Linked DNA regions of Homo sapiens: region 1 is linked to region 2. The links are chromatin contacts, found by Hi-C or POLR2A ChIA-PET in ENCODE. All regions are on one chromosome and are shown on one strand. Each heading gives the region's core, a stretch centred on a gene start or an enhancer-like site at or near the end of the contact. The rest is flanking DNA. Distances are from core to core; before and after follow the strand shown.

Region 1 (7,107 bases), core at 2,493-4,992, 35 kb before region 2:
TTGACAGCTGGATTCTCATATCTTCTGTGTTCGATCTGTTATAATACGTTTTTTGTGGAGTTTTTTTTTGTTTTTTTTTTTTTTTTTGGAGACAGAGTCTCACTCTGTCGCTCAGGCTGGAGTGCAGTGGTGCGATCTTGGCTCAACTGCAACCTCTGCCTCCCAGCTTCAAGCAATTCTCCTACCTCAGCCTCCCGAGTAGCTGAGTTTTAATTTAATTACGTGAAAAAAAATCTGACCTTGTACAGATATGAGTTTGGAAAAGAGGGGAGAATTGTCACAGCCTTTCTTATAGTTGTGAATATTATTTGAAACCTCACCAAAAGTAGACTAGTAGCAGTTTCTTAAGTTTAGTTGCAATGTGGAATCTATAAAACTGTATGAGTGAAATTTCCCCAATTAGTTACATTAATCCGTATATTTTGCAATTTGAAAGGATCTTTTATCCATGTTCATGCATTATTTTATAACATCATGCATGGACTGTTTGGAAAATATTCGTTCACTGAGTTGTGGGGATCGTCTAAATATTGACTCATTTTATTATACAATATCAAAACTACATCCATTCACATCACCACTGATCTCACCTGCAAAATCTTTAAGTATTGCGAAGCTCTCAAACTCATGATGCCTGATACAAGACTTGCAAAAATCTAATTTTTGCTTAAAATCTCAAAAGAAGCAAATCTATCAGTTGTTTTTCCTTAGAGTGACAAACTTACTTGGCTCATTTCCAGAAAATGTCTACCAAACAGCCAAGTCTGAATAACCCTAGTTGCCATTCTTTCAAGTAAAAGGAGCGTTCCATATAGAAAGCAGTTAGTTCACCTTGCAAGTCAAACTACAAGTGCTTTTCCTTGAGATTAACCGTGGTAGTTGGATACCCAGCTGAAGTGCTTTATGTATAATTTCTGTTTAATCACACAGAACACTCAAGGACATGTGCTTAAAGGTCAAGACTTAATAAAATTAATAGTTCCGCTGGGTGCGGTGGCTCATGCCTGTAATCCCAGCACTTTGGGAGGCCAAGGTGGGCGGATCACCTGAGGTCAGGAGTTTGAGACCAGCCTGACCAACATAGCAAAACCCTGTCTCTACTAAAAATACAAAAATTAGCCAGGTGTGGTGGTGCATGCCTGTAATCCTAGGTACTCGGGAAGCTGAGACAGGAAAATTGCTCGAACCCAGGAGGCAGAGGTTGTAGTGAGCTGAGATCACGCCACTGCACTCCAGCCTGGGCAGCAGACCAAGACTCCGCCTCAAAAAAAAAAAAAAAAAAAAAAGCTTATATTGCTTTATCAAGGACATTTTAATGTAAAACTTGCTTAGGACAAAACCCATCGTGGATGCCAGTGAAGAATACCATGACTAATGGTAACCATCGGACACCACTGTCCTGATTCATGCTAAGGCAGCTGTAGTTGTATCCCCCATTGCTATCGAAACATCATTACAAATGGCAACACAGTGAAAAAGGCAAATAACATCTTAGTATTTTTATGATCATAATCTTGACTTTGCAGACCCTCTGAAAGAGCCTTGGAGACCCCCAGGGGCCCATAGCATCACACTTTGAGAACTACTGCTTTAGAATCTGTTAGGGGCTGAATTATGTTCCCCCTAAATTTATATCTTGAAGCTCTAGCCTTCAATAATACCCAGAATGTGACTGTGGTCGGAGGTAGGGCTTTTAAAGAGTTGACTAAATTAAAATGAGGCCATTAGGGCAGGCACAAGTCCAATTTGACTGGTGTCCTTATAAGGAAAACAGATTAGGACACCAAGAGAGGCACTAGGGATGCCCGTGCAGAGGAAGGACCATGGGCAGAGGCTGCAAGAGGGAAGCCAGCTGGGAGCCAAGGAGAGAGGCTTCAAGGGAAACCACCCTGCCAGCACCGTGATTGTGGACTTCCAGCCTCCAGAACTGTGGGAAAACAAGTGTGCTGTTTAAGCCAACCTGTGCTATGTTGTTATGGCAGCCCTGGTAAATGAATATAGAGTCTTTCTCAGGCCTACTCCCCACGTCAGATGGCCTCTGCACCTATTGTCTTGAATATACATTTCCCCTCCTCTGCCTGGCAGATCAGCTCCAACACTGGTGTACCTGCGTCCCACCCTCCTTCAGACAGAGCTAACCAGCCCTGCATGGTGCTCATTTTGCCCTAGGTCCACCTTTTCATTACAGCTCTAGCCCAGGCATTTATCTACCCACCAAGCTGCTTCTCTGCTTAGCTGTGAGATTTTTGAATTTGTGGACCAATTCATTTGCCTCTTCATGGCCTCAGTGCCCAATGCAAGGCTTAGTGCATGGATAAATGCATGGATGTTAAATGTGTGGATAAATTTGTGTGGTGTAGCGGTTGCCGTCTATCCTTTCCTTGTGTTTGGCAGCTCTGAGGCAAAGCACACTCTGCTCTGATAGATTTGTGTCCAGGACCTCCTGGCCTATGGCCACAACTTGCTGTATAATATTAGTTTGGATGCTGTTTTAACAACTTAAAAAATTATCACATTATAAAAATGCATTGCCCCTCCTAAAGTATATATCAAATATTGAGTCACAGTTACACTTGCTTTGGGTATAATTTGAAAGAAAATTAAAAACTTCATTTCCCATTAAGACTTCAGTTTTCTTCTTTCTTAAAGTTATGGGCAAGTGTGGTGGCTCACACCTGTAATCCCAGTACTTTGGGAGGCTGAGGTGGGAGGATTGCTTGAGGCCAGGAGTTCGAGACCAGCCTGGGCAACATAGTGAGACTTAGTCTCTACAAAAATTACAAAAATTAGCCAGGTGTGGCCTTCGGTCCCAGCCACGCAGGAGGATCACTTGAGCCCAAGAGGTCAGGAACCATGCGAGTGCCACTGCATTCCAGCCTGGGCAGCAAAGCAAGACGCTGTCTCAAAAAAAAAAATGTTTACAAATTACCTGGGCATAAAGGTTAAGTCCTTGGCATGTACTTAACATAGTATCAAAATATTATCTTTGCCAATAACAAGCTTACTGCTAAAGATTCAAGAAGAGAATTTCAGAACACATAATCAAGAGACAAAAGATATATCCTTGTATTTTATACCAAAGTAGTTTGAGAAGTCACAATTCATTCACTAGACAGTAAGTTCCATGATGATATCATTCTGGTTAGTTCACTGCTATACCCCTAGCAACTAAAATTGTTTTTAACACAGAGAATATCTATAAAATTAATAAATGAATTTATAAAAGACAAAAAGTGAAAATATTACCATTGATTCACAGAATCACTAATTTCCCGGGGAACAAAGAGTATCTTTGGGAGCAAAAGTGTGAGACACAGCATAATCTTTGGTTTGTTTGTTTCTTTAAGATAGGGTTTTGCTCTGCCATCCAGGATGGAATGCAGTGGTGCCATTATGGCTCACTGCAGCCTCCTGGGCTTAGGGGATCCTCCCATCTCAGCCTTCCTAGTAGGTGGGACTACAGGCATGCACCACCGTGTCCAGCTAATTTTTGAATTTTTCCTTATTTTAGAGACAAGCTCTCACTATGTTGCCCAGGCTGATCTCAAACTCCTGACCTCAAGCAGTCCTCTTGCCTTGGCCTCAAAAGTGGTGGAATGACAGCCTGGGTTTTCACTTCAGTTACTACAATAGCATTATGCACGTTGGCCCCAAGGGACAGAGAGCTTGCTGTGTTGACTCACCTTTGCCTCTGACACTATCTTTAAAAAGGCAGTTAAGCTTCTTGGCTCTTTTCCCAGAGGTGAGTCGCTAGTTCACCTGAAATACCCAGTCAGTGCAAGGAGTCCTTCTCAAGGTGCACCCCCCTCAGGTATGGTGGGTGGGTCCTCTTGTTAGTTCAGTCAAGGGGTGACCCCCCAGGGGTGGGTCATTTTGTTAGTTCAGCCAAGGCCTTAAATATTTTCCAGAAAATTCTAATATTCCTTTCATTCAGTTCATTAATAAGCAGTTAATTACTCCTCTTATACAAACACATGATTCCTTTTTCAAGATAAAAAGAGATTTTATGTTCTCTGATCTTTCTCAGGTAATATACTTCTCTATTTCCTCGCTCCTCTCCATCTCCCAGCCCTCAGCAAACCTCTTTAAAATGTTTGCTTTTTGTTCTAAGACATTTGTGTTAGCCCCCTGATGGGCTTAGTGTCCTAATAGGAGGGAACGATGTTTTGAGTGGATCCCACTTGTTTTCAAAAGCATGTTTTCTTAAACATGCTTCACCTTGACAGTGAGGCCGACATTGAGTAATGTCAGAGCGTGCCTCTGCTATTCTCTTGAAAGACGTGTTAATAAAACTTGTCTAGCCTCCCAGGCTTTCTCTTTCTGGCTGGAGGGGGAGGTTTTCCTCTCATTCATTCTGACTCATTTTGTTGTCTCTTCCTCCTAAGAGCCTGCAGCATATCTGCCACGACCATGGTGTGTGACTCAACTGCATATTTTATCCCAGCGCTTGGCGGCACCTGCACGGTTTTGTAAGCCAGCAAGAGGCTGCGTTTCTACCCACTGCAAATCTTTCTTTTTACCTGATTTCTATATCCCACACAGATCCAACAGACAGAATAAAGGTTATATTTATCTGCGAGACCCCCAAAGGTAGGTAGAGTGTTATAAAAAATGAAAAACACATGCCTTAAAAACAGAGAGATTTTAAAGAAATATGAAATAGTAAAATAAGAAGAAATTCACCATCAAATATTAGAAAGTCATGTGAGAGAAGAAAAAAATAAAGATGCTATAGTTTGTGAATCATTCCTCCTCCACACTACCGAACTCTTCACTTGTGAACTCTTGTTTCATTGTATTTTAGGTATTTCTTTGCATGATTTGTTCTCCTTTAGGTTTTGGTTGCTGTAGGATAAAAACCGGGTTTTGTTTACTTCCATATCTCCAGTATCCAGCACAGTGCTTTGCTGGTTTGGGGCTCAACTGTGTTGCTGTGTTGGTGCTCAATAAAGGTTTATTAACGGCAAGAAAAGAAAAATAAACTGTTTCCTAGAGAAGACAGAAAGCCTATTGAGAGAGAAGATTGGAGTCTAACACATTAACCAAAAACAGCACAAAGCGTCCCTGGACCATAAGAAAAGGCGATTTTATGTGGCCATAATGTCATGTCTTGCCTCCAGCTTATTGGAAAGATACAGAGGATTACATACAGAATCGAGAGGGGAGAAGTGACGGAGTGGGGAATAGGGTAAGACTCATTGCAGATGGTGAATTTTAGAGTGGTGTTTTTCACACCCACGCTGTCCTATAGGCGGTAAGGCTGCAAGCAAATTAAATTAATCACAAAGTGTGAAATGCCTATGAATTCACCAGGAATGATTTGGGGATATTTTGAGAATTAAAGATGAGCAAAAGAATAATGGTCTAATGAGAGTTGGAAGAAAAAGAGGTTTCATCATCATTGCCATCCTCTTCCTTCTCAACACCATCATCAAATAAGCAGAAAACATAGTGTCAGTGTCAATACAGCTACACAGGGAAACATCTGCCTGATGAGATGCCTTCTAGAGAGAGATGCCCCTTTTATCAGCAGGTGCAGGAGGCCAATGAGGTAGGCAGGACAGGCAATGAACTGCAGCTTGGTGCTTGTTTTTCCCTGTGATTTTACTATAGTTATCATTGAGTGCCTCCGTTGATATAAGGTTCCCTACAGGGTTAGTATTCTGTTAACGTGGAAGAAGATGGAATCAGGATTTTTATATCTTCTGAAACAGATGGTTATAATTTAAACTTTATGAAATACAGGAAAGAAGAAATGCAATCAAAAACCTGAAAGTCCTAGTTTCTTGTTTTCCAGGCCAAAGCCTGCAGGATAATTGTATAAATAGTTCTGAGACTCCCTTCTATTTTTCTTCCTTCCTGAAGACAATCCGCAAAGTGTCCGTCTGGACATATCTAATGGTTAGCCAGATGGCATTCCAAGAATCGCTTTTCTGAAAGTCTGAGATCTCATCAGATACACTGGAATGATCTTGAGCTGGTGGATGGGAAACAGCGCCAAGGAGAGAAGCTGTGGAATGGAAGGAAGGGAAGAATAGAAAAGGGGGAAATATTTAATTTAAAACATGGAAGGAACAGTTGAGAGTGAGAAGAGAACAGCCTTATAGGTATTAAATCTCTCACCGTCCTTATGATGCAGTGTTGCCCTGAGCTAGTCTCAACACTACCACTGTATCTCTACAGCAGAGTAAATGCTATATTTGGGCTTATAATTGTCACAATCAGGATTGCTAACTGCAACACTTTCCTAGCTGAAATCAAACAGGTTTGAAAGCAAATTAGAATGGCTTTAAGCAAAGCTCATGAACCTTCCCTTCAGGAGCAACCAGAGCTATTCCAGGAGACCCCAGCCTCACATCAAATCCATGGCTGATGCTAGAAATTTGCCCAGAACTTCAGCACCTTGAGTCTACTTCTTGTGAGAATGTACCCTCCCTATACACCATTTTTTTTCATTAGCACTCTCCCAGAGTTAATAGTCAAAGTAAGCTGTATACTGGTCATTCAGGGGTTAGTGAATGAACTTCAATTTTGGTCCTGAGTATAAGGTTTTTAGGCATACAAATGTTTCTATTACATTCATAGATTTGTGCAACCATAACTCTTTTAATGGCTGAATAATATTCCATTGTATGGATACCACATTTTGTTGATTATTTCACGTGTTCATGGACACTTGTGTTTTTTCTACCTTTTGGCTACGGTGAATAGTGCTGTAAGGAACAATGGCACACACATTTCTGTTTGAGTCCATGTTTTCAATTATTTTAAGTCTATAACTAGAAGTCAGATTGTAATTCTATGTTTAGCTTTTGAGGAACCTCCAATTGTTTTCAACTACTGTAAATAGTACTGCAATGAACATTTGTGTATAAATATTTGTTCGAATACCTGTTTTCAATTGTTTTACTTATATACCTAGGAGTGGACTGGCTGGATCATATGGTAATTCTAAGTTTATCTTTTTGAGGAACTGCCAAACTGTTTTCCACAGGGCTGCACTAGTTTTTGTTCCTTTCCACCAGCATTGTAGAAGGGTTCCAATTTCTCCACATCCTCACCAATATTGTTATTTTCCTTTTTTTTAATTTTTTTATTTTTATTTTT
Region 2 (7,577 bases), core at 1,486-3,985:
AGGGTTTTGGGTTTTGTTTTGTGACAGAGTCTCGCTCTGTCACCCAGGCTGGAGTGCGGTGGTGCAATCTTGGCTCACTGCAACCTCTGCCTCCCAGGTTCAAGCAATTCTCCTGGCTCAGCCTCCCAAGTAGCTGGGATTACAGGTGCCCACCACCATGCTCGGCGAATTTTTGTATATTTAGTAGAGACAGGGTTTCATCATATTGGCTAGGCTGGTCTCGAACTTCTGACCTCAAGTGATCCACCTGCCTCAGCCTCCCGAAGTGTGCTGGGATTACAGGTATGAGCCACTGCACCTGGCCTAGAGGGTTTTTTAAGATGAGAACGCTGACAGCACGTTTGTGTACTCATGGGAATAATCTAGTGCAGAAAAAAGAGCAGATTAGATGATCACAGGAGCGACATTTTTGAGTAAGTGGGAAGGGATGCACCATTTGTACATGGAGGAGGAACAGTTCACTACAGTGATGGAGCAAACAGACAGTATTTCGGGACAGACACAGGAGGATAGTAGACGGGGAGGTGGGACAGGCAAGTTCTTTTCGGATGCCATCTATTTTCTCGGTGAAATAAGAAGCAAGGTCAATTGCAGATTATTAAGAAGGCAGCCAGGTGAGGTGGGTCACACCTGTAATCCCAGCACTTTGGGAGGCAGATGGATCACTTGAGCTCAGGAGTTTGAGCTCAGCCTGGGCAACATGATGAAACTCCATCTCTACAAAAAATTAAAAAATTAAAAAATTAGCTGGGCATGGGGACATGTGCCTGTAATTCCAGCTACTTGAGGGGCTGAAGCAGGAGGATCACTTGAACCCGGGAGGTCAAGGCTGTAGTGAGCCAAGATCATCACACCACTGTACTCCAGCCTGGGTGATAAAGCGAGGCCCTGTCTCTCTCTCTCTCTCTCTATATATATTATATATATGATAATTAAGGTGAAAAGGGCATCAAAAGGCTTGAGAACATGAAAAACAGAAATAACAATCAAATTTCAAAGGTTTTAATTTTTTTATTCCTGATTTTATAATATACTATGATAAAAATCAAATGAAAAAGAAATCTCTTAAAACGTCCAAAATGAACAAAAGTGGGATATAAATGATGTATATTGTTTTATCTTGGGGCATCAACTGTTAGTCTACAAAACTAGTTTCTCTACTAAAGAGCTCAGCCAGTCCTGGAGATTCTACAAACCCCCATCTATTTCCCTTTCTCCAGAAATGAAAGTGACAGAACAGTTAACATCTACTTGTCCTGAGTTAAAAGTCCAACTTGTGATATTGATTCTAACTAAACTTCAGAGAGTGAGAAAGGAATCTGTAAGAGGAGGGGGAAAACTTTAACCAGTGAGAATATACTGTGGCAAGTGCTGCATTTAAGAGACAAAGTCCAAGCAACCAGAGTTTTGCTCTTACAGAGCATGCAATGCTCTTCTGATAGCCGGAGAAGAAGATTCACCCTCCACGGATGTGTAAACAGCACTGGTTATTCTGCCAGCCACAGGATCTGTGATCCAGGCATCGTGGGCGTTTCAAAATAAGTGTTTTGAAATTTACCGCCCACACCTGCCATCTCCCTGCACCCACTGAATTTCAACACTGGTCTGGTGGTGCAATATTGATATTCCCCTGGCAAAAACTCCTTCCTGGAGGCTATGGGATGGGGTAGGCTTCTTGGTAGCAGTTTCCCTCAACTGCATGATCACCTCCCTGCACTGATTAGACAGTGTATGGCCAACCTGTCAATAAATTTGATTTAAAAATTTATTTCCTGGCTGAGCACAGTGGCTCATGCCTATAATTCCAGCACTTTGGGAGGCCGAGGTGGGAGGATTGCTTGAGACCAGGAATTAAAGACTGGCCTGAGTAATATAACGAGACCCCATCTCTACAAAAACATTTAAAAATAAAAAAAAAATTAGCCAGGCATAGTGGTATGTATCTGTAGTCCCAGCTACTCGGGAGACTGAGGCGGGAAGATTGGTTGAGCCCAGGAGGTTGAGGTAACAGTGAACTCTGTCTGATTGTGCCACTGCACTCCAGCCTGGGTAAGAGTGAGACACTCTCAAAAAAGAAAAAAAAAAAAAAAAAAAGAGAAAAGAAATAAAAAACTACAAATAGAAAAAAAATGAAATTAAAAAAATATTTTCTCCATAAAAAATTTTGCCAGGCCATATATTTTTCTCTTTGGCTCTTTTCCCAAAGTCATCCCTCTGATACTACTTGCTGGAAGCCCCAACAAGAGCACAAATTTGTCAATAATTTTCTCAGTTTCATTTAAAATGATGATTGACCTTCCCACCCCAGCCTGATTTCTTTCGGAGCGATCTAATTTCTTTGGAGACCTGTGCCTGTGGACTCGTGTTAATCTGTTAATTGAGTTAGACTGCTGCCAGAACATCACAAGCCCTTCATTTGAGCTCTATCCTGTGTCAAACGGTGAAACGCTGGATGTAATGAACCTATATTGGTTGAAAAAATGAGAGCTGATGAATTATCACCCAAATGTGATACTGATGACAGTAAATCCTTTGGAGGGGATGGCATGTCAGCCTCAGAAGTGCAGAGCTCATGGACCAGGCTGGCAGTGGGAAGGTTGGTGACTTCTAAGCAGTGTCACCTTCTGGAAGCTCTGACACTCAGCAAGTCAGTGCCAGGCGGAGAGGCATGACTCAGCACCCTGGCTCACCCCTCATAGACATTCTCCATGCCCCAGGATCGCAGTTTCAGTGCTATTCCCTGTGACTCAGCTGTCACGACCTCTTTGGGCAAGTTCCACCGCACGTTTTGTGGGCCAGGGCTCTTAATCTGAGTGCAAAGGCCTTATCAGCCAAGCAGATGGACCAGCAGCTGCCACTTCCCAGGGAAGCCAGGATTTACCCCTGGGTCAGCGGGAAAGGGTTTCCTGCGAGGATACCACGTGTAAAGTCCTTTGGGATGAAAGGCATTCTGAGGATGTGAGTTATCACAGCGGAGCTCACCAAGGCTTCTCCAATTTGATATAAATAACTCTGCATTGGCAGCAGATGGGAGGAGAGCCAACTAGTAATGAATACTAGGACAAACAAACAGGCCTCCGGGATGCCGGCCCAGCCTCTCCAAACCACAGTTGGCAACAGTTGGAGGTGGTGGTGGGCGAAGCTGTACCGGCAACATTGCATTAATCACTTATGAGTGAAGGGAGGAAGCGCTCCAGAATAACGGAAGTGCAAATAATTAGCAAAGGCCACACCACATAGGACTAGAAAGGGCATAACTGGGAAGCATGTTAATTTGCCTGACTTGATGTTTAGCTATTAACCAGCAAATCAGTAGTGACATAAAGGACCCTTCCTACTTACTAAGCTCTGTGTTTCAGAGATAACAGAGAGGGATGACACAGTGGTTGCACCACCCCACCCCCAACACAGAGCAACAACTCAATGGAAACAGAGGGAAAGCAAGTCTAGCGGTGCTGCATACAATAGCTAACTCCTGCAAAAAACAGACTCCTTATTGTATTGTTGGGGTGATATTAAGTATGGGAGGAAAAAGTGAGATGATTCCAAAGTGGGAACATTGGGGATGTGAAAGTTGTCAGAAGCAAAATGGAGTCACTAAGGTTAAGAAAACTCTGACAAACAGATCCAAGGAAGGCCATGAAGAGAGGATTCTCACACTTGTATGCCTGACCACGAAAGACTACAGAGACCACAACTTTGTACCAAGACCGTCACAGCCTTATACAACAAATGCTTCTGTAAGGACGTCTGCCCAGCAACTGCCTCTCCAGCCTTGGACGGGTGTCACCCTTGTTGTTGATCTTTTAGCCAGGGATAAGTATTTCAGAACAATTATGTAATCCCCTTCATTTTTTCCTTTAAAAATCCTTCTCTTCCTTTACCTCCCTGAATATGCACATGGTTTACCTATGGCACAGGTATTCACATTGCAATGCTCTGTTCCCAAGTAAACATCTTTTCTTTTAGACAGCCTCTCTTTGTTTGTTATTTAGATTGGTGGGGAACAAGCAAATATAAAAGACAGAGTTGCCTAGAGCTGAGATGCCAGGATTAGCCGTGCATTGATTGGGCTAAGCCATGGGCTGCAGTGAAACAGAGTGGGGAAGAGAAAGGGAGACTCTCGTTCGGCTGGGATAGTGCTCCCGGCTCTCAGGAGAAGCAAACCCAAGTCCTCCTTGGATAAAAGCATCGCCATCTTAGGTTCTCAGGGTTCCCATACATTAAGATCAACAAAATGAGTTCAGAATCAAATAACATGAAAAACACAAGCAAACAGGTTACCATGAGTGAGAATCAGCAAAAACAATCAACAACAGAATTAAACCCCCTTCCTTCGGGTAATGAAATTATCAGACTCAAAATACAAAATAACAGTGGATAAAATGTTTAAAACCTGAAAAAAAGGAATCTCAAAAATAATCAAGCAATAAGAGATCACAAAAATTACCTAGATTTTGAAAAAGACAAAATTGAAATTTGAAAACAGAATTGGCCGAGTGTGGTGGCTCACGCCTGTAATCCCAGCATTTTGGGAGGCTGAGGTGGGTGGATCATCTGAGGTCAGGGGTTCGAGACCAGCCTGGCCAACATGACAAAACCCCGTCTCTACTAAAAATACAAAAATTAGCTGGGCGTGGTGTTGGGTGCCTGTAATCCCAGCTACGCGGGAGGCTGAGGCAGGGAGAATCACTTGAACACTTGAACCCGGGAGGCAGAGCTTGCAGTGAGCCGAGATCTGCACTCCAGCCTGGGTGACAGAGTGAGACTCCATCTCAAAAAAAAAAAAAAAGAAAAGAAAAGAAAATAGAATTGCAAAAATTAAAAAAAAAAAAAGTCAATGGGTGGGTAAACAGCAAATTAGGTGAGGTGGGGGTGGTCTCAGAGGTGATGGAGGGCAGGTCCTGGGGGCTTTGCAGGGTCATAGAGGATGGTGCCAGGAAGCAATCACACTTTTGAGTACACTTGAGAGTTCTATAAAAGCCCATTAAATTATTGCAGAAAAGGGCTACATGATGACTGTTTGCACTAAGATTCTTTTGGTGCTGTTATGAGATTTGGTTTGTCTTTAATTTAGGCACACTGCTGAATGTGTGATCAATATTTAGTAATTATGTACAAATAGTCCCTGTTATAAATCAGAGTTGTTATTGCTGCCTTAAGCTTTGGCAACAAGCTGCTTCTTGGATATCGTGCCGTTTTCCTGGTGTCAGCTGCCTCAGTCAGCACTCAGCACTGTTCTCATACAAACCTGCATGTTGCAGTTAGTAGGAAACGTCTTGTTAAGGAGGGCAGACGCTGCCTTCCCAACGTGGCTAGGGTAGAGCTTCAGCACCTTTCTTCCCAGTGGGAGAATCAGGCCTCCGTCCCTAAATGCAGAATTCCAGCCAGAGGCTGTGAGGTTTTGTCCAGGCCCTCATGACTTCTTGCACAAAACTGTCCTAGGAACTTTGGGGGCTACAGTCACTCAACTCAAAAAGAAAATTCTGCTTCCTTCAAGGTCAAGGTGTATTAGTCAGAGTTCTCTTCAGGTACAGAACTAATAGGATAGATGTATATTTGAAAGGGAGTTTACTAAGGAGAATTGACTCACACGATCACAAGGTAAAGTCCCACGATAGGCTGTCTGCAAGTTGAGGAGCCAGGAAGCCAGTGGTGGATCAGTCCGAGTCCCGAAACCTCAAAAGTAGGGAAGCCGACAGTGCAGCCTCCAGTCTGTGGCCAAAGGCCCAAGAGCCTCTGGCAAACCACTGGTGTAAGATCAAGAGTTCAAAAGCTGAAGAACTTGGAGTCTGATGTTTGAGGGCAGGAAGCATCCAGCACTGGAGAAAGATAAAGGCCGGAAGACTCAGCAAGTCTGCTCTTCCACCTTCTCCTGCCTGCTTTATTCTAGCTGCACTGGCAGCTGATTAGATGGTGCCCACCCAGATTGAGGGTGGGTCTGCCTCTCCCAGTCCACTGACTCGAATGTTAATCTCCTTTGGTGCCTCACAGACACACCTAGGAACAATACTTAGCATCCTTCCATCCAATCAAGTTGACATTCAATATTAACCATCACAAAGGGCATCACAAGTAAACCCAGAGCTGAAGTCAGAGTGCCTGCCCCAAGTAATAATACCTGCAGCCCCTCCTGCAGGTTGGCACAGACTCTAGCCCTCAGTAGACTAATCCCTGACTCACTTCATCAGGTGTGGCCCTTGTGCTTCCCCAGGTGTGGACCTGGGCTCATGTTCATCAGAATCACCTGTGTGCTTAATAAAACTGCAGCCTCCAAAGCCTCACTCCGGCCTACTGAGTTCCTCTTCTGGTTGGAGTCAAGGAATCTTGCCTTCTGACAAGCACCCTGTTTGTATTAGTCTGTTTTCACATGCTATAAAGAACTTCCCTGAGACTGGGTAATTTATAAAGGAAAGTTTTAATTTACTCACAGTTCTGTATGGCTGAAGAGAACTCAGGAAACTTACAATCGTGGTGGAAGGGGAAGCAGCAGTGTCTTCCATGGCGGCAGGTGAGAGAGAACAGGCCAGGGGAACTGCCGTTTATAAAACCATCAGATCTCATGAGAACTCACGCACTATCATGAGAACAGCATGGGGGAAACTGTCTCCGTGATCCAATCACCTCCCACCAGGTCCCTCCCTCAATACATGGGGATTATAATTTGAGATGAGATTTGGATGGGGACACAGAGCCAAACTATATCACTGTCCTAGGTCAGTTTCCTAGAACCAGAGCTAAGATGGGAATTCTTGCGAACCTTATTGACTGGGGAAGCATTGCCCTTTGAAGGAGAGTGAGGGAACAGGATAGGGCAAGGGAAGCAAGTTAAGCAAGGGTCTGGTCCTCAATGGAGACTGGCTCCAGCCCAGTCCCATGGGGCGCTCCAGAACACAGACCGCACCTCGTAGTTGTCCCATCTTGACACAAGGGGAGTGGCATTTTGTGCCCTGTCATTGTACCCAAGCAAAGGTTATCCTCTGCTCACAAACTGCTACCTGCAGAAGCAGGCTGTTAATATGTGTCAGGAGTAGCCCCCCAGGCAAGATAATCCCCCTATGCCAGGACAGTTGAGTGGAGCAGCTCTCAGCCCCTAGCAGCCAACACTCACAGCAGACCCTCAGCAATCAATTCACATCCCCAGGAGATTCAAGCTAGAGCAAGATGGCTTGGCCAATAAAGCTGAAGAAAGCCTCAAATCGACATACTTTTCCTTCTTCTCCCATGGGGAACTAGACTAACTCAGCAGCCAACCAAGACAAAAGGGTTCTTTATGGAGTGGTGTCCTCATAATCACATTTGTTTCTTGCCAAGGCAATTTCAGCTGCCTAAACCTGTACCACACAGGCAAGAGAATCCAGATGTTGTCATGAGCCAAGAGAGACTCCATGATAGGAAAGCCTATATAAGGGGCCAGCACCCTGGAAGTACCCCATCCCTTCGTTATCTAGTTAGAGAGAACTGTTGCCTGGCACAGTGGTTCGTGCCTGTAATCTCAACATTTTGGGAGGCCAAGGTGGGAGGCTCTCTTGAATTCAGGGGTTTGAGACCAGCCTTGGCAACATAGCAAGACCCCC

What was found. A loop is a pair of places that touch in the nucleus more often than their neighbours do. ChIA-PET counts read pairs that join two places held with the same protein, here RNA polymerase II (POLR2A). Pooled maps may share reads with other maps.
Region 1: a map of PC-9 shows a loop between it and region 2 (6-fold over the local background). The contact joins two enhancer-like sites. A Hi-C loop is called at or near these places in 7 of 168 maps with a recorded cell type or tissue (CD8-positive, alpha-beta T cell, Calu3, HCT116 and 4 more), 3 of 37 single-sample maps with no recorded cell type and 3 of 50 pooled maps. POLR2A ChIA-PET finds 5 or more read pairs at or near these places in 5 of 52 experiments (A673, CD8-positive, alpha-beta memory T cell, H1 and 2 more).

What each region holds. Positions count from the first base shown.
Region 1 is chr18:62,483,091-62,490,197 of GRCh38, reverse strand. No RefSeq gene overlaps it. Among named protein-coding and RNA genes, the nearest start is that of ZCCHC2, 36 kb to the left of the region's middle. Within about 2 kb of position 3,742, at least 11 of the 41 ENCODE cell types and tissues checked have a DNase peak (open chromatin) inside an H3K27ac peak, as active enhancers do; they include HCT116, PC-3, PC-9 and 1 more, where a contact is called at or near this core.
Region 2 is chr18:62,446,414-62,453,990 of GRCh38, reverse strand. No RefSeq gene overlaps it. Among named protein-coding and RNA genes, the nearest start is that of ZCCHC2, 73 kb to the left of the region's middle. Within about 2 kb of position 2,735, at least 24 of the 41 ENCODE cell types and tissues checked have a DNase peak (open chromatin) inside an H3K27ac peak, as active enhancers do; they include HCT116, PC-3, PC-9 and 1 more, where a contact is called at or near this core.